4 separate regions of the Homo sapiens genome follow, and all the other regions are linked to region 1. Evidence: chromatin loops called from intact Hi-C (ENCODE). Cell type or tissue: CD4-positive, alpha-beta T cell. All regions are shown on one strand.

Evidence for each region. Peaks named below come from ENCODE experiments on the same cell type or tissue, not always from the same donor. Only the 100,000 strongest peaks of a DNase experiment are listed, where the experiment ranks them.
Region 2: it touches region 1 in a loop (2.7-fold over the local background); 78 of 110 quality-filtered maps call a loop at or near these places.
Region 3: it touches region 1 in a loop (11-fold over the local background); 94 of 110 quality-filtered maps call a loop at or near these places.
Region 4: a loop joins it to region 1, with 2.4 times the contacts of the local background. A loop is called at or near these places in 19 of 110 quality-filtered maps.

What each region holds. Positions count from the first base shown.
Region 1 is chr11:2,889,174-2,894,173 of GRCh38, forward strand. All of the region lies in intron 2 of SLC67A1-AS (SLC67A1 antisense RNA), which reads right to left. Among named protein-coding and RNA genes, the nearest start is that of CDKN1C, 5.9 kb to the left of the region's middle. RefSeq lists an enhancer at 2,662-3,461. In CD4-positive, alpha-beta T cell, a CTCF peak has its summit at 3,101 (motif pointing left); DNase peaks (open chromatin) are centred at 1,661, 3,068, 3,358 and 3,838; H3K4me3 peaks cover 1,405 bases; H3K27ac peaks cover 2,134 bases.
Region 2 is chr11:2,697,704-2,702,703 of GRCh38, forward strand. All of the region lies in intron 11 of KCNQ1 (potassium voltage-gated channel subfamily Q member 1), which reads left to right. KCNQ1OT1 (KCNQ1 opposite strand/antisense transcript 1) reads right to left here and starts at 2,291. Exons shown (of 1, transcript NR_002728.4): 1 at 1-2,291. RefSeq lists silencers at 2,425-2,694, 2,705-2,774 and an enhancer at 2,492-3,731. In CD4-positive, alpha-beta T cell, no CTCF peak of the experiment used is centred here; DNase peaks (open chromatin) are centred at 2,418 and 3,088; H3K4me3 peaks cover 2,055 bases.
Region 3 is chr11:2,425,772-2,430,771 of GRCh38, forward strand. TRPM5 (transient receptor potential cation channel subfamily M member 5) reads right to left here. Exons shown (of 29, transcript NM_014555.4): 4 at 1,754-1,982. Among named protein-coding and RNA genes, the nearest start is that of TRPM5, 16 kb to the right of the region's middle. RefSeq lists a silencer at 2,428-2,722. In CD4-positive, alpha-beta T cell, CTCF peaks have their summits at 2,603 (motif pointing right) and 2,805; DNase peaks (open chromatin) are centred at 1,493 and 2,620.
Region 4 is chr11:2,192,290-2,197,289 of GRCh38, forward strand. No RefSeq gene overlaps it. Among named protein-coding and RNA genes, the nearest start is that of MIR4686, 22 kb to the left of the region's middle. In CD4-positive, alpha-beta T cell, CTCF peaks have their summits at 2,788 (motif pointing left) and 2,991; a DNase peak (open chromatin) is centred at 2,812.

The DNA.
Region 1 (5,000 bases):
GCCCTCACTGCTGTGCGTTCCTTCTAGGAAAGACCCAGAAGCCAGAGAAGCCTAGGTCCCAATCCTGGTGGATCTTCGTGCTGGAATCGTTAAGCCAGCTGTTTCCCAGGGGCCACCCATGGGCCAGTCCTCACCACAACCTCATGGGTGGTCGGTCAATGTCGTAGGCCCGCTTTACAGCCGAGGAGACAGAGGCTTCCAGAGGCAAACACACTGGTCCATGAGTAGCAGAACGAGGGTAGGCCCAGGAAGCCATGTCCTTGGCCACATGTGCTTTCTGGCGGGTGACCTCCACTCCAGTGCCTCCCCGGCTGCCCGAGGCCTCCCCTTCCCGGGTGTGGCAGCTGTACAGCTGCCTTGTCGGCATGTTCATGGCCCCATCAGGAATGTGTGCCGCAGGTGGCTTCACAGGGCTAGGAATGCCCGTCCTAGGTTAGGCCCAATCCCTACCCAGAGCCCCAGGGAACCCAAATTCTGGGACACAGGACACCCGGCCAGTGGGCCAATGGCCCCTATCAGGGAGTGACCAAGGACAGGCCGGGAGCTCTTCTTTCCCCTCTGACCCATGGTGAAACCTGCCTCGGGCCTGTTCCCTGGGTTCTGAGGCCCTGAGCTATCTGTCTTCAAACAAACGAAGGCCTCAAAGAATGTTCCATTGAGCCATGGGCCCCATATCACCCATCAATCACAAAGGGCTGGGGATTGCAGGCACAGGGTCAAGGTGGGTAGGAGGTGAGGGCTGGACACCATCTGAATCTGTGCTGTTCCAGGGCCCACTAGAGAGTCTCCAGGTACCCGGAGCCTGCCCTCAGCAGTACCACCCTCCCACAGCACCCCAGGGACCCTGCAAGAGGTGTCTGTGCCCTTCCCGGCTGCCTCCCCAGCTGCTCCCCAGGTGGTGCCCTGTGGAGAGGACCAGAGGGATATTATAAACAATGACAACACTTGCTGCCTTCATCTTGTGCCTGCTCAGGGCCCTGCCCTAACCCAGGGCTGGGCTCGTTGCCTCATTTAATCCTTCCAAGACCCCTGAGAGGGAGGTGTGTTCGTGCCCATTTTGCAAGGGAGGGGACTCAGGCTCCCAGAGGTTAAGCCACCTGCCTGAGGTCACTGAGACTTGAGGTTGGCCCTGCCTTTCACCCAGCCTGAGCCCCTCCATAGGACTTCTGTGAGGGCACAAGAAAGCAGGAAAAGAAAGAAGTCAAGGGCCCTGGGAATCTCCCCTGACATCTCCCACCCCAAGCCCTAGAGCCAGGGCTGGGCATCTGTGCAGGGTACAACCCTGCCCAGGGATGCCTGACTCTGGAAAGGCCACCCCTTTGGCCTCAAACCACATCACCCAGCAGCAGGTCCTCAGACCAGCCCTGGACAGGAGCTTGACTGGCTGTGCCCCCAAAGGCCCCAGAGCTCCCTGCCCCCACTGAGCCTCCACCTTCCCATCCATAAGATGGGGTGGGGAGTCATCCAGCCCAGAGGCCCCAGGGGCATGGGGAGTGACAGATTAACCCAAGGCCCCCCCTCCCGCAACAGGCGGCTCAGCACACACTTGGCGGGGGGCCATGCTGGGCCAGGAGAGCTCCCCCGCACCAGTTCCCCGCGCGCAAGGCTCGCCCCGCCCCCCAGGACAGGCTGTTCTTGGGGCGGCTGCCAGGCACGTCCTCCGCAGGTGCCGGCCTCCCTGCGGTGACGTGGCCACATGCGGCACAAGCTCCGATTACAGGGACTGCCTTGTGCTGGGGGTTCCGGCCAGGGGTCCTCACTCCCCAGGAACCGATGGGCGGAGCTGGGCAGGCCCTGAGGAGAGGCCCAGTGGGAATAGGGAACAGTCACCCCTGCTCCAGAACGGGACCAGGGGCTGCTTCCCTTGGGGTCTGGAAGAGAGGGACCCCCTGGTCCCAGCCTGCCTGAGACTGCTGGTTTCGGCACTGAATGTTCCAGGAAACCGAGGGCCACTGGTCATCGTGGGCTTCACACGGCGCCTTTCTGGGCTAGGAAGGGGGCTCCCGGGCTAGGAAGCAGGTACCGAGGAGGGTCTCAAGGACATGTGGGGACCTATGTCAGACACCCCTGCAGCCAGCTCTGAGCCCACCAGGCCTTTCCTCCTCTCCCTGCCAATCCACAGGACACAGACACAGGGGTCCCAGGCCCAGTGGCTCACTTTATCAGGGAAACAGCAGGAAAAACAAATCTGGTGTGAGCAGATCTCCCTTCCCACCAAGCCCCCTGACTTCCTGCTGGAGCTCGGGGAGACCCCTGTGACCAGCATCTCCTGCCTACGGGGGGCGCCAGGGCCTCAAAGCCTCTCCAAGCCACTCCCTCCCACCCTGCTTTCCACACCCAAGCCACAGCGTTCAGAGAAGCTCAGGGCCTATTTGAAATGCCAGAGAGTGGGGATGCCTCCAGAGAGGTGGCATGAGGGCCCCCAGATGCACCCCACCACTCCCTCCTCCACTGCAGGAGGAGGGGCCTGCAGTTACTGAGGAAGCCTCACCCCTACTGGGCCCTCGGGGGTGAAGGGGCTTCCCAGGCCTTGAGGGAGACTGTATTTCAGATGTCAGTTAAAAGCGCCTGCTACATGGCGTGACCTCTCTGAATCCTATTACTTTCCTGTGCAGGAAACTGAGGCCCAGAGAGGTGGAGTGACCGGCCTAGGGTCCCCCAGCAAGTCAGAGACAGTGAAGCCACCTCCTGCCCTGGGCTGGGGTCCCGCCCCACTGACCTCCAGGGTCAGAGAAGGAGGGGAGCCCCCAACACTTAACTCCTTCCTTCTTTCCTTCATTCCTTCCTCCCTCCCATTCTCCACCTCCTCCTGGCTGAGCTTTGAAGCCAGGGCAGTTGGCCAGACCGAGCGCAGAGGCCAGGAGGTGACGGCAGGCTTGCCCTGGCGGCCTCCCAGGTTAACACACTCCCAGGTGGCTGCACCCCACAGGCGAGGGCTGCTCAGAGTAGATGCTCAACCAAGAGGTTGCCCGTGCCCCCTTCCCCAGCCGCAGGGGCAGCCAGAAGCCAAGCAGCCTCCCGCCCACTGGAGCCTGGAGCCTGAGGGCTGAAGCTGGGCGCCTGCTGCCCCCTGGCGTCCCGAAACGGCACAGCCACCAGGACCCCCACCCACCTCATTCATGCCTCACACCTGGGGGTGACTTGGGCCAGGGCCTTGCTCTCTGGCCCCGAGTCCCCTCAAGTGTAAGATGGGGGCTCTGCCCAGTGTGGCTGTCCGGGCTGCAGCGGGCAGGAGCGCATTTTTCACAAACCCCAACACCCCTCGGATCTGGGGGTGGGGCGGTGTCACTCGCACCTCAGTGGGAAACAGCACGTGGGCCTCGCCCGTCTCCAGGGGGTGGGGGAGGGGAGACAAAGAGCCCGCTCTGCGGAGAGGTGGGTACCCGCCCTGCCGCCCCTCCCCCATTTCCTCTCTGCTCCCCCTGCCCCTCCTCCCCTCCCTCCTCCTTCCTTCCCTCCTCATCCCCAGCTCCTCCTCTTCCTCTTCCTGCCCTATCCCCCCGCAGGCCCGGCCGGCAGCCCGGCGCCCTCTGCCTTCGTTCCCGCCATTGGCGCTGCTGCCCGGAGCCCCTAGGTGACAGCCAGCCCCGAGGCTGCAGCCTCTGTGTCGGGCCTGCACCTGCCCACCGCGTGGTCACTGCCTGGGCACGTATGGACACTCACACCCTTCAGTCCTGAGCACAACTGTGCCCTGGCTGCTTCGGAACAACAAGGAATCATAGTCCTGCTTCTGGCTGGGAGCTGGGGGCCAGCAATCAGGGCAGCTGGGGAAGTGGTTAGGGAGGTGGCGGCACACAGGCCGAGCTCAGAGAGTGAGCAGAGAATGGGCCCAGGGGAGGGCGCTGGAGAGGGCTGCAGGGCTTGGGGCTGCAGCTCAGGAGCTGGCTTCACCTTGGAGGCTATCAGACCTGCTCCTCAGCATTGGCCCAGCAAGGGGAACAGTATGGGGAACAGGGGACAGGCACTGCCTGGCCAGCAGCAAACAAGTAGGCTGTGGAGTTGGGCAGAGCATCTGCCTCTTACTAGCTGTGTGTCCTTGGGCAAGTTGCTTAACCTCTCTGTGCCTCTTCTTTCTCATCTGTAAAGCTTCTGATGAGGCTTAAAGGGCAAGTCAGTATGTGCCTGGCACAGCGGCCTTCCTCTTGAGGATGCCACTACCCTCACCATCATCAGCCTCTCCCTCCAACCTAGAGGGGCAGGCAGGGCAGAGAGCTGCCACTGGCCACCCCTCCAGCTGTGCTGTAATGAAAACTGGACATTCACTCTATACCCAGAGATGTGGGCTGGCGGGGAGGAAAGGCACCTACACCCCTGCCATGTAAACAGGCAGGCAGGGTGAAAGGGGTTTGGTTTGTTTGTTTGTTTTTTGAGATGGAGTCTCACCCTGTCGCCCAGGCTGGAGTGCAGTGGCACGATCTTGGCTCACTGCAACCTCCGCCTCCCAGGTTCAAGCAATTCTGCCTCAGCCTCCCAAGTAGCTGGGACTACAGGCGCCTGCCACCACACCTGGCTAATTTTTGTATTTTTAGTAGAGACGGGGTTTCACCATGTTGGCCAAGCTGGTCTCAAACTCCTGACCTCATGATCCACCTGCCTCAGCCTCCCAAAGTGCTGGGATTACAGGTATGAGCCACCGTGCCAAGCCTAGGATGAAATGTTATCTACATGATGAGCAGTTTGGGCAGTGAACCCCACCTTTGTCAGAGTTCAGGACAGTCCATGGGATACAGGTCACTCCGACTCTCATGCATCAGTCTTCACGCCAGCCCTGAGTGAGCACTGAGGCACACGTGCCTAGCACCCAGCAGTGGCCCCATCCCCTAGCTGCTGGTCAGTACCAGCTGCCACTGCAGCACACCCTTTCTGCCAGGCAGCCTCATGCCATGCACTTGATGTGCAAATGATCTTGTCTAATCTTCACAAGCATCCCGTGAGGCAGGGATTAACGTTGTCCCCATTTCACAGATGGGGAAACTGAGGCTCAAGAGTTCCAGACCCAG
Region 2 (5,000 bases), 190 kb before region 1:
TTCCTAAGAGCAATCCCACTTGTTTAAGAATTGTTGTTTAATACATATTATTGGATTCAGTTAGCTAGCATTGTACAAGGAACTTCTGCATCTACATTCATAAGGGAAATTCTTTATAGTTTTCTTGTGCTTTCTATCTGAATTTGGACATGCTCTGATTCGCAATTTTAAAAAATCCCTCTAGCTGGAGCATAAATCCTGAAACAGACCCACTTTTCTCCTCAGCATGTTAGGAAACACATTAAAATACACCCATAATCAAGCAACTCAATCCTTAAATTTTTCTCCTACTGAGTATCTGGAAAACAGGTGCAGAAATGGATCATTTGAGACACCATAGAAATCTGGTTAATCCTGCCTGCCTGCTTTCCTTCAAGTACTGACTGAGTAAGGCTGTGTATCAGGCTCTTGGCTGGGTACAGAGCAGGCAGCAGAAAACAAAACAGAGTTCCTCGTTGGGAGCTTTTGGTCTAGCAAAAGGGGCACCACAGTAAAGAAAGAACTGGTAAATGCACATCAAATGTGGATATTATCAGGAAAGTTTTTATACTTTGTGATAATCTAAGACAGAACTATTCTACCTGGATGAATTATTCTCTTTCATAACCAGAACAGTGCTGTGGGAAGGCACTCTTACTCTCAATTTTATATAAAAGGCTATTTGACCTGCTCAGGGACCACAGTGGGGTACTGGGATCTGAACATAGTGGTGGCCCTTCAAGCCTACTACCCAGACTGAGACCTGCATCTGATCAACTCTCATCTCCAATATGACCAAGAGACTTCTACCACTACCTCTCACCTGGCAGGTGATCACCACCCCCAACTCAGACTGCAACCTTTACTTCGCCCCCTAATTCCTGACTCAGAATCCCCACCTAGAGGCAGAACTTCGACTTCAATTCCTGACTCCCATACCCCACTGAGACCTCTAACCCCAATCCCAATCTCTTAACTCAGAGCCCCCCATTCAGAACCTCTACCCAAAGACAGACTCCAGACCCTGACTCCAGTCGCCAACTCGGACCTCCCTTGGATCTCAACTCAGAGCCATGATGCAGACTCCAGACCGGGATTCAGGTCCCCAACTCAGACTCCCGATCCTCTGTCCCTAATGAGGCCCTACCTAAAACCACCATGCGGACTCCAGACCCGGACTGACTGGGACCCCAACTACTCAGATCCCAACTCAGGCAAACTCCCAGCCAGGATGTGGACCCTAGACCCGAATTCTGATCCCAACTAGGATACCTAACTCAGAACCACAACGGGGATTCCCACCTCCGATCCTAATTCGGGCCCTGACTCAGAACCACTAAGTGGATTTCCGACTCCGGTCCCAATTCGGGCTTTGACTCAAAACCACAACATGGATTCCCAACTTCCATCCCAATAGCGCGGACTCAGAACCACGATGCGGATTCCAGACTCCAATCCCAATTCAGCCCACTCTGAACCACCATGAGAACTATAGACCCGGAATCCGATCCTTGGGACGCGGCCAGGAACTCGGACCTCGACCCTGGCCACGCTGTCCATAAGGTGCAGATGGGAGCGCACTGCCCAGGCCAGGCTGCACTGCTGACGCCTGTGATCTGGGACGGCCGCGGGGCACACAGCTCACCTCAGCAACGCCAGTGATCACCCGTCCCGCGCCGTCCGCCCAGGTCCGTGCTGACCGTGTTCAAACCCTCCCAGAGAGATGGGGAGGGCCGCGCTGAGGAGAGTCTGGGAGAACCGCACTGAGGAGCCGCCGGGAGAGTGCCGCGCTGAGGAGCCCCCGGGGAGAGTGCCGCGCTGAGGAGCCCCCAGGAGAGTGCCGCGCTGAGGAGGCCCAGGGAGGACCGCGCGGAGGAGAACCATGCTGAGGAGCCCCCGGGGAGAACAGAACCGCGGCGAGAGGCCCCCGGAGAGAACCGCGCCGAAGAACCCCCGGGGACAACCGCGCCGAAGAACCCCCGGGGAGAACCGCGCCGAAAAGCCCCGGGTGCCCCGAGGAGAACGGCGCCGAGGAGTCCCCGGGGAGAACTGCGCCGAGGAGCCCCCAGAAGAGCGCCGCGCTGAGGAGCCCCGAGGAGAACCGCGCCGAGGGGCGCGCCGGGGAGAACCACGATGACTGACGCACCGAGGAGGACCGCGCTGAGGGGCGCACCGGGAGAATCGTGCTGAGGAGCCCCGGGGAGGACCACGCTGAGAGGCACCCCGGCAGAATCGCGCTGAGGGGCGCCCTGGCAGGATCTTGCTGAGGAGCTCCCTGGAGGTCCGTGCTGAGGCGACGCGGCGACCGTTCTGCCTGGAGACTGCGGCAGCGCTCCGACTGCCCCCGCCGCTGCCGACGTGGCGACCGCCCCCCACCTGCTGATTGGGCGGCAGCAGGGGAAGGCTTGCGGCGGGCTGCTGCACGGATTGGCTGGGTGCGGAAAGTGATGTGCCGTGTCCTGTCATTGGCCGAAAGAGTCTCGTTTTGATGCCACCCGGGCTCAGATTGGCCCAGCGGGTCCAGCGCCGCATGAGGCACTGGCTGGGTGTGAGGTGGCGCGAGCCGCCGCCCTCCCTGCCCCCACCCGTCGTCCCTGAGCACCACCGGGGGCCGGGGCCAGCGCCAGCCTCAGCGTTGGCATCGCCGGGGTGAGCTGGAGACACGGGCCAGTTCTCTGCGTGATGTGTTCACCACCCCGGGGTGACCGCGTGAGGACAGCGGCCGCACCCCGACACTGCTGTGGGCCCTCGGTGTGGAGGCCTGTGGGCGTCCAGGCCACGCCCGAGACCAGCCCCTCCGCCGGCGCCGCTGCAGCGACCCTCGAACCCGGGCAAGGTCTCCACCGCCGTGGCACCGGGTGCGGGAGGCGTTTTCCCCCCTCCCAGCGGGTCCATGCAGGGGATCGGGATGTTCTGAAGCCCCCACTGCTGTGCCTGGAACACCCGTGTCTGCCGCTCACCCCTGAGGACTTGGGACCTCAGGGGGTGAGTGGCAGGGGTGGCCGGGACATGCCAGGCCACCCACCTGGCAAAGGGCAGCGCCGAGGGCGCCCCGCGCCTGCCAGCGCCCGGCCGGGCCCGCCCTGCCCACCTCCCATCCCCCATCCGGGCGTGACACTTGACCGCGTCTGCCGGCCCCTCCCCTTGTCCGTCCCCTCCGCGCCGCTGGCGCGCGCCTTCTGAATGCCAAGCATTGCCATAAACTCCGGGGACAAAAGCCTGGGTCACAAAAGCCCCCTCTAGAAGTTCACACCCTGAGGCTTCCCTGGCAAGGCTGGGGGCCGTTTGGCCCTTCCATGTGGACTGCAAAAACAGTGTTGGAATGCAGGACTCTGGGTATGTTCTCGAAAGTTGTTACAACCCCAACCCAGGGTTGACCTCAAACACAGGAGGAAGGGGGAGGCTGGAGCCAGCCAAGCGAGCCAGCCGTCCCCCCACCAAGGCACGCAAGGAGGCCATTCATCTTCACTGCCTCTGCCGAAAATATACGTCTACGGGAGAGCCAGGAATCTCTCTCCAAGGGTGACCGGGTTGGGGGTTTTGTTGTTCTTCAGCCCAGAAGAGAAAGAGAAAATGGTGTCATTTTTTCAGGCAGCAAGTGATTCCTTTCAGGCCTTCAGCAACGACGCCCAGATGAGTCCACTCCCTGCCTCCTGCTCAGCCCACAGGCAATCTGGGCACAAGTGACACATCCCCTGGGCGCCTGTCCCTTCGCACTGGCCCAGGGAGTTCATGTGTCTGATCAGAGGGCGCAGTCCACCCTCACTATCTAGCTGGGAAGTTTTTGTCATCTGCCTGTCCGAGAGGCAGCTGTGCAACCAGTGCCATCACTCAGAGCCAGTGCTCAGGTGCACCCCAGACTCAGGGTTTCACGCTATAATGTCACTGTCTTGAAATTCTTGATAGTTACTATCTTTGAACTTGTGTTTTAGAAGTGAAGTCTGAGGGGAAAATGGAGCTTGGAACTTCAGCTCCCAAGTGGCTTTCCCACCTTCCTGCCTCCTCAGGACAGATTATCAGCTGCCTGTCTGCCTGCTTCCTCTGTGCCCAGCCTCTCTCTTGACATCCAAAGGATCACAACTCCCACTCAGTGACCACTATTATTCTCTGCCCCTGACCAAAAAGAGCAGGGCAGGGCTGGAGTCCTGACCCTGGCCTGGACTCTGCAATGCAGAGATACCTGCAAGTCTCATTTCCCCGCCTGTAGGATGGAGGTGATGCTGACAGCCTCTTGGAGCCATTGAGATAGGAAACGAGAGAGATTATGTGAGAAGACAGGGTCAGGAATGTTGAGTTGAGGGTGGCCTCAGGCCCCTGTCCTGCTCCTTTTTGCTGCTTGGGGTGCAGCTCAATTCCAGCCTCACTGTGGCCCCCAGGCCTCCTCTGGCCTTCCTCAGCCTTCCTCAGGAGGCCAGAATCCTCCCCTGATCACCCTCCCTGCATGTCCATTTCTACCTCCCCAGGAGGTCAGGGGAGCAGGATCCCAGGTCTTCAGAGTCATTTCACAGATTTCACCAGAATAAAAGTCCCACTCATGTGGGGTTTACATTCTGGTGGGAAAGACAGATTTTCGAAACGTGGCCATTTTTCTTTGGGCCTTTGTTAGCTGCATCAGATGGAGGAGGTAGCCTGGTGGACTCCTTCAGTCCTCGCTCTTGGACACAGAGCTGTCTCCCAGCCTTTGTTGTTGTGTTCTCCAAGGATGTCGAACACAGGCTGAAAAGCTCCCTAAATCAATTTCACTTAAAATGGTGTCCACCCTCCTACTAAAGAGTGACAAAGGGTGTTGGTTAGGATTTTTATCTTGAAAACTGATTTGTAAAGTCATGAAAATTGAGCTTATTTGGTCTTACACTTAACAAAACTGTGGGTTCTAATTGTGGGCCTGGATGGGGACATATCTTACAAGTAGTTGATTCATTTATATAGATTTTCATGTTCTGGGCTTGCCTCCACCCTCTACCTAACCCTGGAACCTCAGACCCCAAGCTCCTGGGCACTTGGATTTTTCCCTGACAAAT
Region 3 (5,000 bases), 460 kb before region 1:
CACAGGGTGTAGGGGGCTTGGGGTTTGGCCATGACCCTCAGCCTGGGGGACGGGACTGGGCTGGACAACACTGTTATCCTCGCCTTCCCCATGACTCTTAGGCCATAGATGGGGGACTCCTTCTTCTCTTCCCTTCGTCCCTGGTGGGGAAGCTAATGGAGGGCCTGGGCCTTGGGAGGGGTCCTACAGGGCTCCCTGGCCCTTGAATTGCTTTCCAGTGAGCCTCAGCTTTGCCTCTTGGAAGTTCTGGGATAGGACATCCGGGAGTACCCTTCAGCCTGGAGCTCGGCAGTGCCTCCCTGACTCTATGCAAGACCCCCGGGACGACCAGCAGCCATCAGAGGTGGAAGCAGCCACAACCAAAGCTCTGGCCCTTCCCAGGGCCCACAGCACCTCCTTCCTCCCGAGGACGGGACAGAGCTGGGCACCCAGCAGCTGAGGTCAGGGAAGCCGAGTAGCAGCGTGGGGCAGCCTCACCTTCCTGGTGGCCGCAACCACCCCTTGCCCCATGCCCAGGCTCGGTGCCCCCCGCCCCCGCCGGCCAGCCCAGGGACTAAGGAGGCATTTGGCCAGGTGCTAGGCACCAGGCAAATGGGCCCAGAGGGAGGTGATGCAAACAGCTGGGATTTGCATGAGCAGGTGCCCAGGTCTTCTGCACCCCTCCCTGTGCATCCCAGGGTGGGGCAGGGAGCCCGGGACAGCCAGGGGCCATCGTGACCCCTGGCCAGAAGTCCACCCCAGAACTCCCAAGAGGCAAAACTGAGGCAGCCCCCCAGACGGTGAAGGCGCTGGGGCTCCCAGGGCAGCGGGGCACCTGTAGCCGCAGCCAAGAGCCAAATGTGGCTTCCTGGGCTCCCCAAGACCAGCTCAGGGCAGAGCTGGATGACCAGGCCCTGGGGTCCCAGCCCCGCTCATCCCCACCAGGCTGTGTAACTTTGGGCAGGTCCCTCAGCCTCCCTGGGCCTGCCTCATTTGTGAGATTTGGGGGAACGGCCAGTCACAAGGGGAGGGTGCCAGAAAGGTCCCTGCGTGCAGCAGGCTGGAAGTCAGCTGTGTGTCCTTGTGTCCTCCCTATGAGGATGCCCCATCTCCCTGGGCTGCAGTGGAGGACACGGCTCAGGGAAGTGGTGGCAAGAGGACACAGTAGTGACCTGGTGACCCCAGACCCCTCCCACTGCCCCACTCCCTTCGCCCTCAGCTTCTGAGCCGCACCTGCCTTTGCAGGCTGCTGGCCAGACACTGCCCCTGAAGTCTCAGATCCAGAGCCCGTGGGGCTGGCCCTCCTGCCCAGACCCTCTTCCAGCACTGGGCAGCCCCTTCCAGAATGCCCCACCTCACCCCAGTGGGGCCGGCCCTTCACAGCCCAGGGAAGCGGGGATCCTCCCTGCTAAAGATAAGGAAACTGAGGCAAGAGGCAGGGGTGTGGCCAAAGCCGCACTGTCCTGGTCCCCACTCCTCTCATGCCCACCTGCCCTTCCCACCTGGGAGGAGGAGGTACAATCCTGCTCCTTCTCCCCACCTGGGCTGTCAGCGGTGTGAGGGTCCCTACCTGTCTGCCTTCTCCCCAGCACCCTGACACGCGGCTGCTGGCCAAGGCGCGGGTGGAGCCGTCTGCCTACCTTGCAGGGTGTGCCTGTGGGCCCAACTCTCAAGCCTCTCCTCCTCCTCTTCCCCGCCCACAACTCCTGGCACCTGGGCAGCCAATGCCAGCCCTAGGGAGCTGGCCATGAACCAACACAGGGCACCACCTCACCTGCTCCACACGGCCGAGCCCACAGGCCTGCTGTCTCCAAAGCCACCCAGACACCAAGGGCTGGCCGTCCTCAGGTGTGATTGGCACCAAGGCCCTGGGGGCATGTCCGATTTGACTGGGAGAGGAGACCCTGTGTGGACGTGGCTTCTAGGCCACTTAGATTGCTGTCGTTGCCTCCTTTGGCGATGTCTGGCGGGGTGGCCCGGGACCGATGCAGCTGAAATCCACCCTGAAATGTGATGGGACAGGGCTCTTCACCTCAGTTTCCACAGTAAGTAGGAACAGGAGCTGCCTCAAGAGCACACGTCTCATGCCGGGGTGCTGGGCCCAGCTGTCCTGTGGAGGACAGGGAGGCAGAGGGACTGTCTCCTCCCTGCTGTGGCCCTGCGAGGCCGTGGGGCATCGGCCCCCATGGTGTCTCATCTGTGCTGGAAAGGCTGCACAGCCGTGGGCCAGCTGTGAGTGATGTCCATTCACCGGTCAGCACCAGGGATGCTCTGTGAGGACTGTCCCTGCATCCGGAGTCAGGACAGGGTGCCAGTGGGACAGAGTGTGCCTCTGGAATCCCGCAGTCCTGGGATTGGATCCTGCATAGCTGTTGAGCTACTTAGCCACTTGGGCCTCAGTACCTTGGAGTGTCAAACAGGGACTCTAATAGCCTGGCTTCTGGGAGGTTGCAGGTAACACATGAGGAGAACAGAGCCTGGGGGATACCTCTGTGTGCCCCTTCCCAAAGAGACTCCAAGGACCCCCTGTTCGGGGCCCCTCAAACCATAAACTCCAGGAATGGTGGGGGACAGTATCTGGGACTTGCTCTCTGGGACCCTGGTGGCCTCTCTAGTCTGGCCTGTCAGCCACCAGAGGGCGCTAAAGGACCATGGGCAGAGTCTGAGGCAGTGGTGGTAACGGGTGAAGGTGATGGTGGTGGTGGTGATGATGGTGGCAGTAGTGGTGGTGGTGGTGATGATGATATTGATGGTCATGATGGTGGTGGTGACAATGATCATGGGGACCGTGCTGATGGCGGTGTTTGTGATGATGGTGGCGGTGGTGGTGATGGTGGTGGGCATGAGGGTAGTTGGGGTGGTGATGGCATTACCGTTGATGAGGGTGGTGATGATAGTGATGGTGATGGTGGTGGGAATGATGACGAAGATGATGATGATAGTGGTGCAAATGGCAGTGGTGGTGGTAGTGACTGTGGTGTTGTTGATGGTATTAGTGCTGATAAAGGTGGTGATGATGATGATGGTGGTGGGTGACGAAGGTGGTGGTGGTGATGATTGTGGTGGGGATAATGGTGGTGATGGTGGTTATTGCAGTGGTAGTGTTGATCATGGTGGTGGTAGTGATGGTGGTCATGATGTTGGTGGTGTTGGTGTTGGTATTGGTGTTGGTGATGGTGATGGTGGTGGTAATAATCATGGGATGATGATAGTAGTCATGGTGGTAGTGACAATGGTGACAGTGGAGGGGATGGTGGTGGTGATAATGATTGTGGTGGTGATGGTGATAGTGTTGGTACTGGTGGTGGTGATGATGGTTGTGGTGGTGGTGATGATAGTGGAGGTGGTAGTAATGATGATGGTGGTGGTAGCTGGTAGTGGTGGCAGTGGTGGTGATGGTGATGATTGTGGTGATGGTGATGGGGTAGTGGTGGTTATGGTGGTGTTGGTTGTTATGGTGGTAGTGATGATCATGGTGGTGGTGACTATAGTCACTGGTGATGCTGGTGTTCATGGTGATGGTGATGATGATAGTGGTGGTGGTTGTGGCAGTGCTGCTGCTGATGGTGGTGGTGATGATGAGGGTGATGATGACAATGAGTATGATGATGGTGGTGGTGATGATCGTGGTTGTGGTGTGTTGATGGTGGTGTTTATTGTGGCGGTGATGATGATAGTGTTAATAATTGTGGTGATGTTGGTGATGGTGGTGATGGAGACGATGATGGTGATGATTGTACTGGTGGTGTTGGTGATGGTGTGGTACGATGGTGGTGCTGATGGTCATGATGGTGGTGGGGGTGATAATGATCCTGGTGGTGGCCATGGTGGTGTTTTTGATAACGTGATAATGTTGGAGATGGTGGTGATTGTGGTGGTGATAATGGTGGTCATGGTGATGGTGATATCAGTGTGGGTGATGTAGTGGTGGGGATGGTTCAGATGTTGGTGATGGTGGTGGTGATGGCAGTGATAGTTAGGATGATGGTGATGATGATGATGGCATGGGTGCTTGATATGGTTTGGCTCTGTGTTCCCTTCCAAGTTGTAATCACCATAATCCCCATGTGTCAAAGGCGGGACCAGGTGGAGGTAATCGGATCATGGGGGTGGTTTCCTCCATGCTGTTCTCATGATAGTGAGTGAGTTCTCATGAGATCTGATGGTTTTATAAGCATCTGGCATTTCCCCTCACTCCATCCTGCTGCCCTGTGAAGAAGGTGCCTCTAAGTCTATGGAGTTGGGGGGCACAGTCCTTCATCTATCCTGGTCCTTCCCTCCACCTCTGTCTCCTGGACACCCAAAAAAACTGCAGAAGTTCTTCCCCAGCCAACTCTGGTTCAGTGCCAGGTCATGTTCCTCCCCGCCTACAACCTTCCATGGCTCCCTATTACCCTGACAATAAAACCCAAAGAAGCCTTGGAGCCTTGGCTTCTGGTGATCTGCTAGGATCACTTTTCCTTGGAACTCCTGCTGGCTCCCTCTTGCCACTCAGATACTGGCAGAACCTGGAGTGGGTGCTGGCTTGCACTCACTCCATCCTGCTGCCCTGTGAAGAAGGTGACTTGCTTCCCCTTCATCTCCGTCATGATTGTAAGTTTGCTGAGGCCACCCCAGCCATACTGAACTGTGAGTCAACTCAACCTCTTTCCTCGGTAAATTACTCAGTCTCAGGCAGTTCTAATACAGTGGTGATACTAGTGGTGGTGGTGGTGGTGGTGGTGGCTGGTTGTGGTAATTACAGTGGTAGTGGTGATGGTGGTAGTAATGATGATGATAGTGCTGGTGGTGATGTTGGTGGCAGCGGTGAGGGTGGTGGCGGTGATGGTGACGGTGTTGATGGTGGTGGTGGTTTTGGTGGTGGTGATGTTGGTGGCAGTGATGAGGGTGGTGGCAGTGATGGTGACAGTGTTGATGGTGGTGGTGGTTTTGGTGGTGGTGATGGAGGCGGTGTTGGTGTTGGTGGTGGTTTTGGTGGCGGTGATGGTGATGGTGTTGGTGGTGGTGGTTTTGGTGGTGGT
Region 4 (5,000 bases), 700 kb before region 1:
CCCTCCTGGGTCACCCCCTCCAGGCTGAGACCCGAGGGGGTCTCAGTTCACTGTGACCTCGGCAGCGAGAGGTCCCCAGCCATAGGCCCTGTGGTCCAGCCAGGGCTCCCGACCTCCCAGCTCCCCGCCCCCCCATATTCCACACCCAAAGGAGGTGATTTTTCTCTCAGAAAGCGGGGGCTTGTTGGCTTAACCTGGGACACTCCTGGCCCGGCAGTCAATAGAGCAGCTGTCTCCAGGCTGGCCGAGGGCATGCCCGTGGGCAGGGGTCCATGTCGTGAGCTACCAGGGTGCCCCCCATGGTTGGGTGCTCTCCCCACAGCACAAAAACTCGGCTCCAAGGAGGATCAGCCATTCCCGGAGGGAGTGGAGGCTCAGGGACCCCCCACCAAGGGCCTGGTCTGGGGCAGCTGGGACTGAGCAGTCTTCTTCAGGGGAGCAGCCTTGGGAACCCCAGAAGGCAGAGCCCGGTGTCTTGAGCTGACTCTGCAGGGGGGTGCACAGCGGCCGACCACTGCATGTGGGCCCCCCTCCCTCCCTTTCTCCCCTGTTTCCAGGGGTAAGGCTGGCTACAGCCCTGCCCACTGAGGGGCCAGTGTTGTCCTGGGCATCAGGCACTGGTGCAGGGTCTGACAGTGTCTAGGTAAACAGGAGAGAGGCTGCCTGGGGGCAGCTCAGAGGCCAGAACAGGGTTGGCCCTGGGGAGGTTGCTGTGTAAAAACGAGGCCCAGCTTGGTGGCGCATGCCTGTAATCCCGGCCACTCAGGAGGCTGAGGCAGGAGAATAGCTTGAACCAGGGAGTCAGAGTTTGCAGTGAGCCGAGATTGTGCCACCGCACTCCAGCCTGGGCCACAGAGTGAGACTCCGTCTCCTCAAAAAAAAGAGGAGGCCCAGGCTCGAGGCCTCATTTGGCCACTCTCCGGTGGGCCTCAGTGTCCCCACCTGGGTGGCATGTGTCCTTATACCAACCCCGTGGGCTACGGTGGGAATCAGCGGAGTGACAGGGTGCAATGATGGCTCAGGCAGATACAGTGGCGTCACAGGGCCTGGTGGGTGCACCAGCCCCAGACGGTCCTGCTGGCTGTGGCACAAGATGTTCTCTCCCAGGATGTGCATCCTGACCTTGCCTGCGGGCACCGCTGAGCTGCTCTGCTCTGCGACACAGTGGCCCTGGTCTGTGTCACTGTGACAGGTGACACCATTGCTCCGCTCCACTGGGAGGTAGGCAGAGGCTCCAGGCAGGGGCAGGGTGTGCCGTGTGCTGTCCTCAGCAGCGGGGAGACCGAGGAAGGCACAGCTCTGTCAGGATGCGGGCTGGGGGTCAATTAAGGAGAGACCGTCCATGAGGGCAGCAGGGGCCCAAGTGGACACAGGGAGGGGAAAAGCAGGGGCAGGAATGGAGGCACCATCGGGCCGGCCTGGAGCAGGGAGTACAGGGTGGAGCACGGGGCGGGAGCTCGGCACAGTGCCCAGCAGGGGCCCAGCCCCACCCTTGTTCTTGGAAGGGCCTCAGCTACAGGCCTGCAGGGAAGCTCCTGTTTACTGTCCGGTCCACCCTCGCTGGGGGCTGCTATGAACCCCATGGAGGGCAGGCCCCTGGGAATCCACCCACAGGGACACCCCACCTGAAACCCCATACTCGAGGCCTAGCCCTCTGTACCCTCGGCCCCACGTTCTTCTCCCTCAAGACCCCAGACTCCAAACCCGGGGGGTGGGGAGCTGGGGCCTGTGCCCGGGGACTTATCAGAGTAGTGCTGGTGTTGAAACAGCTGCGATTTGTGCGCACACATGGGAGAGTCAGAGCGTGTGAGCCCGGCCCTGTGTGCACACACATGTGAGAGTCAGAGTGTGTGAGCCCGGCCCTGTGTGCACACATGTGAGAGTCAGAGTGTGTGAACCTGGCCCTGTGTGCACACATGTGAGAGTCAGAGTGTGTGAGCCCGGCCCTGTGTGCACACATGTGAGAGTCAGAGTGTGTGAGCCCGGCCCTGTGTGCACACATGTGAGAGTCAGAGTGTGTGAGCCCGGCCCTGTGTGCACACATGTGAGAGTCAGAGTGTGTGAACCTGGCCCTGTGTGCACCCGTGTGTGCATGCCGAGGGTCAATGGAAGACCAGGCCACCTGTGAAGGCCAGCTTAGCCTGCTGAGAGCGGTGATGGTGGCTGCAAGCGGGGACAGGGAGGGAGGGGACAGCAGATGGGGAGGCGTTGGGTCCTGGTCCTGCCGCCCAGCTGGATCTGGGACCTGCCTGCAGGGACAGGGACAAACCTGAGCAGGCTGTGCGCCCTTCCTGGGCACAAGGGTCTCCATGGTGTGCACGGGTGCTTCTGCAGGGCATGGACGTGAGTTTGCTGCAGATGGGCTGAGTGTGTGTGCGTTTGTATGTGACTGCGTGCATCTGTGGGCTGAGAAGTTGCAAGTATGTTTCTCCCTGGATCATGTTGATCTGGGATATGGATGGGGTGGGGTCCTGGGTCCTGCAGCTTCCCTGGCCCCTGCACCCTGAGCTCACCCCAGGGACCCTCCAGCATGCTTGCTCCCAGGGGCTCCGGCGCCTGCCCCACTCCCACTTGTCCACACCCTCTAGCTCCGTGGATGGGGATGGCTGCAGCCACACTCAAGCCCATGCCCCAGCTAAGCTCCGCTGGCCACCGCTCCTCTTCTCTGCAGCTGTCATCCTCTCTCTTGCTGCCTGGGGTGCACACTTCTTGGTGGGTGGCAGGTGGCAGGCATGCTGGGCCATCTCTGTCCTTGCAGACTGAGGCCCAGCCCCTTCCCTGGTGTTCCCTGAGGCTGGCACCCCCTTGCGGCCATCTGCGGCATAACCTCGCTCCCGGCCGCCTGTGCCGGAAAGAGGCTGGGGGTCCACAAAGCCCCCTCCCTGCCCGGGGAGGGGCCTGGCAGGCAAACCTGACAGGGCAGTCTGTGGGGACATTTGTGGGCACCTCAGGGGCCCCCGGGCCAGCTGGCATCGGGTGCACTGAAGGTGGGTGCCCATGGGCCCCAATTTCCCAGATGCCTCTGGGCTCCCCAAGTCCCTGACATGGTCAGTCAGGGGTAGAATTTTCTAGGGACACTTCCACACAGCTCCCAGACACCCAGGTAGGAGCAGGGGGCTTCTCGAAAGGTCTCTGGAGGCCTGAGAGGACCTCTGCCCCTCACTGACTCCCACCAAGGGCTCTTTCCTCCCTTCTGAATTGGCCAGCCCACCCTTAGCAAACCGGCCATGCAGTGAGCACTCATGCAGTCAGGCCCTGGCTTGTTCTGGGGGGCCACGCGGCTCCAAGTTCAGACCCCAGCCCTGAGCAAGGCTGCTCCCCGCTTCCCGCCCCCGGGGAGGGTTGCGCTGAGGTATTCGCAATGGGGCACCCCCCAGCTTTGCAGGGCACTGGTGGCCTCGCAAATTTGTGCAGCACCACGACGCCCTGGGGCTGTATTTCCATCACCCCCATTCCACAGGTGGGAAAACGGAAGCCTGTGGACAGTGAGTGGCAGCGGGGCCCAGGCCTTCAGACTAGGGGAGCCAGGCTGCTTCCACCTCCTTGAGGAAGAGGCATCTTGGGAGGAGGGCGTCCTGGCCTGCCAAGATGGGGGGCCGGTGCCCACCCCTGCCTGTGAGTCAGGGCATCAGATCTCGTGGGCACCACTCACAGGGGCAGATGTGGCAGGGGTCAGCTTGGGCCTGGGCTGGATCTGGGGTCTTGGCATCAGGGGGCTGAATCTGGCCTGGTAGAGGGTGGGCCGTCCCTGGGCTGTGCTGTGGCCCAGCTGGCTCTGGGCTCCAGCCACCGCCATGCTCACTATTATCCTCGAGAAACCGGTGGGCCCAGGAACACTGGGGGGAGGTGAAGACCTGGGTTCTGGACCACACAGGTCATGGGGGTCTCCATCTGTAGCAGGGAGAGGGGTAGAGGGTTTGAGGTGAACAGAAGGATGGGTGTGTGGCCTCATCAGTCTCTGTTTCTCTGTTTGCCTCTGTCTCTACCTGCCTCTCTCCCCATCTCTGTCTATCTCTATCTGTGTCTCTGTCTGTCTGTCTCCATCTCTATCTGTCTCTTCCCCATCTGTCTCTATCTTTGCGTCTCTATTTCTCTGCTTCTGTCTCTGTCTCTGTTTCTCTTCCCATCTCTGTCTCTCTCTAATTCTGTCTTTGTATCTCCATCTCTTTCTCCATTTCTGCATCTCTGTCTCCCCATCTGTGTCTCCCTGTCTCTGCGTCTCTGTTCCCCCGTCTCTCTGTTTCTGTCTGTCTATCTCCCCGTGTCTGTGTCCCTGTCTCTGCATCTCCGTCTGCTTGTCTCTGTCTTCATCTCTGTGCCTCTGTCTCCCCGTCTCCTTCCCTCTGTCTCCCTGTCTCTCTGTCTTTGTCTCCCTGTGTCTCTGTCTCCCCGTCTCTGTCTCCATCTCTGCATCTCTGTCTCCCCGCCTCCATCTCTCTTCTGTCTCCCTGCGTCTCTGTCTCCTCATCTCTGTCTTCGTCTCCGCGTCTCTGTCTCCCCGTCTCCATCCCTCTGTCTCTCTGTGTCTCTGTCTCCCTGTCTCTCTGTTTCTGTCTCTCTGTCTCCATCTCTGTGTCTCTGTCTCCCCGCCTCCATCTCTCTTCTGTCTCTCTGCATCTCTGTCTCCCCATCTCTGTGTCCTTGTCTCTGTGTCTCTGTCTCCTCATCTCTGTCTTCATCTCTATGTCTCTGTCTCCCCTTCTCCATCTCTCTGTCTCTCTGTGTCTCTGTCTCCCTGTCTTTGTCTCTCTGTGTCTCTGTCTCCCTGTCTCTGTCTCCATCTCTGCATCTCTGTCTCCCCACCTCCATCTCTCTTCTGTCTCTCTGCATCTCTGTCTCCCCATCTCTGTGTCCCTGTCTCTGCGCCTCTGTCTCCTCATCTCTGTCTCTCTGTGTCTCTGTCTCCCTGTCTCTCTGTCTCTGTCTCTCTGCGTCTCTGTCTCCCCGCCTCCATCTCTCTGCATCTCTGTCTCCCTGTCTCTGTGTCCCCGTCCCCGTGT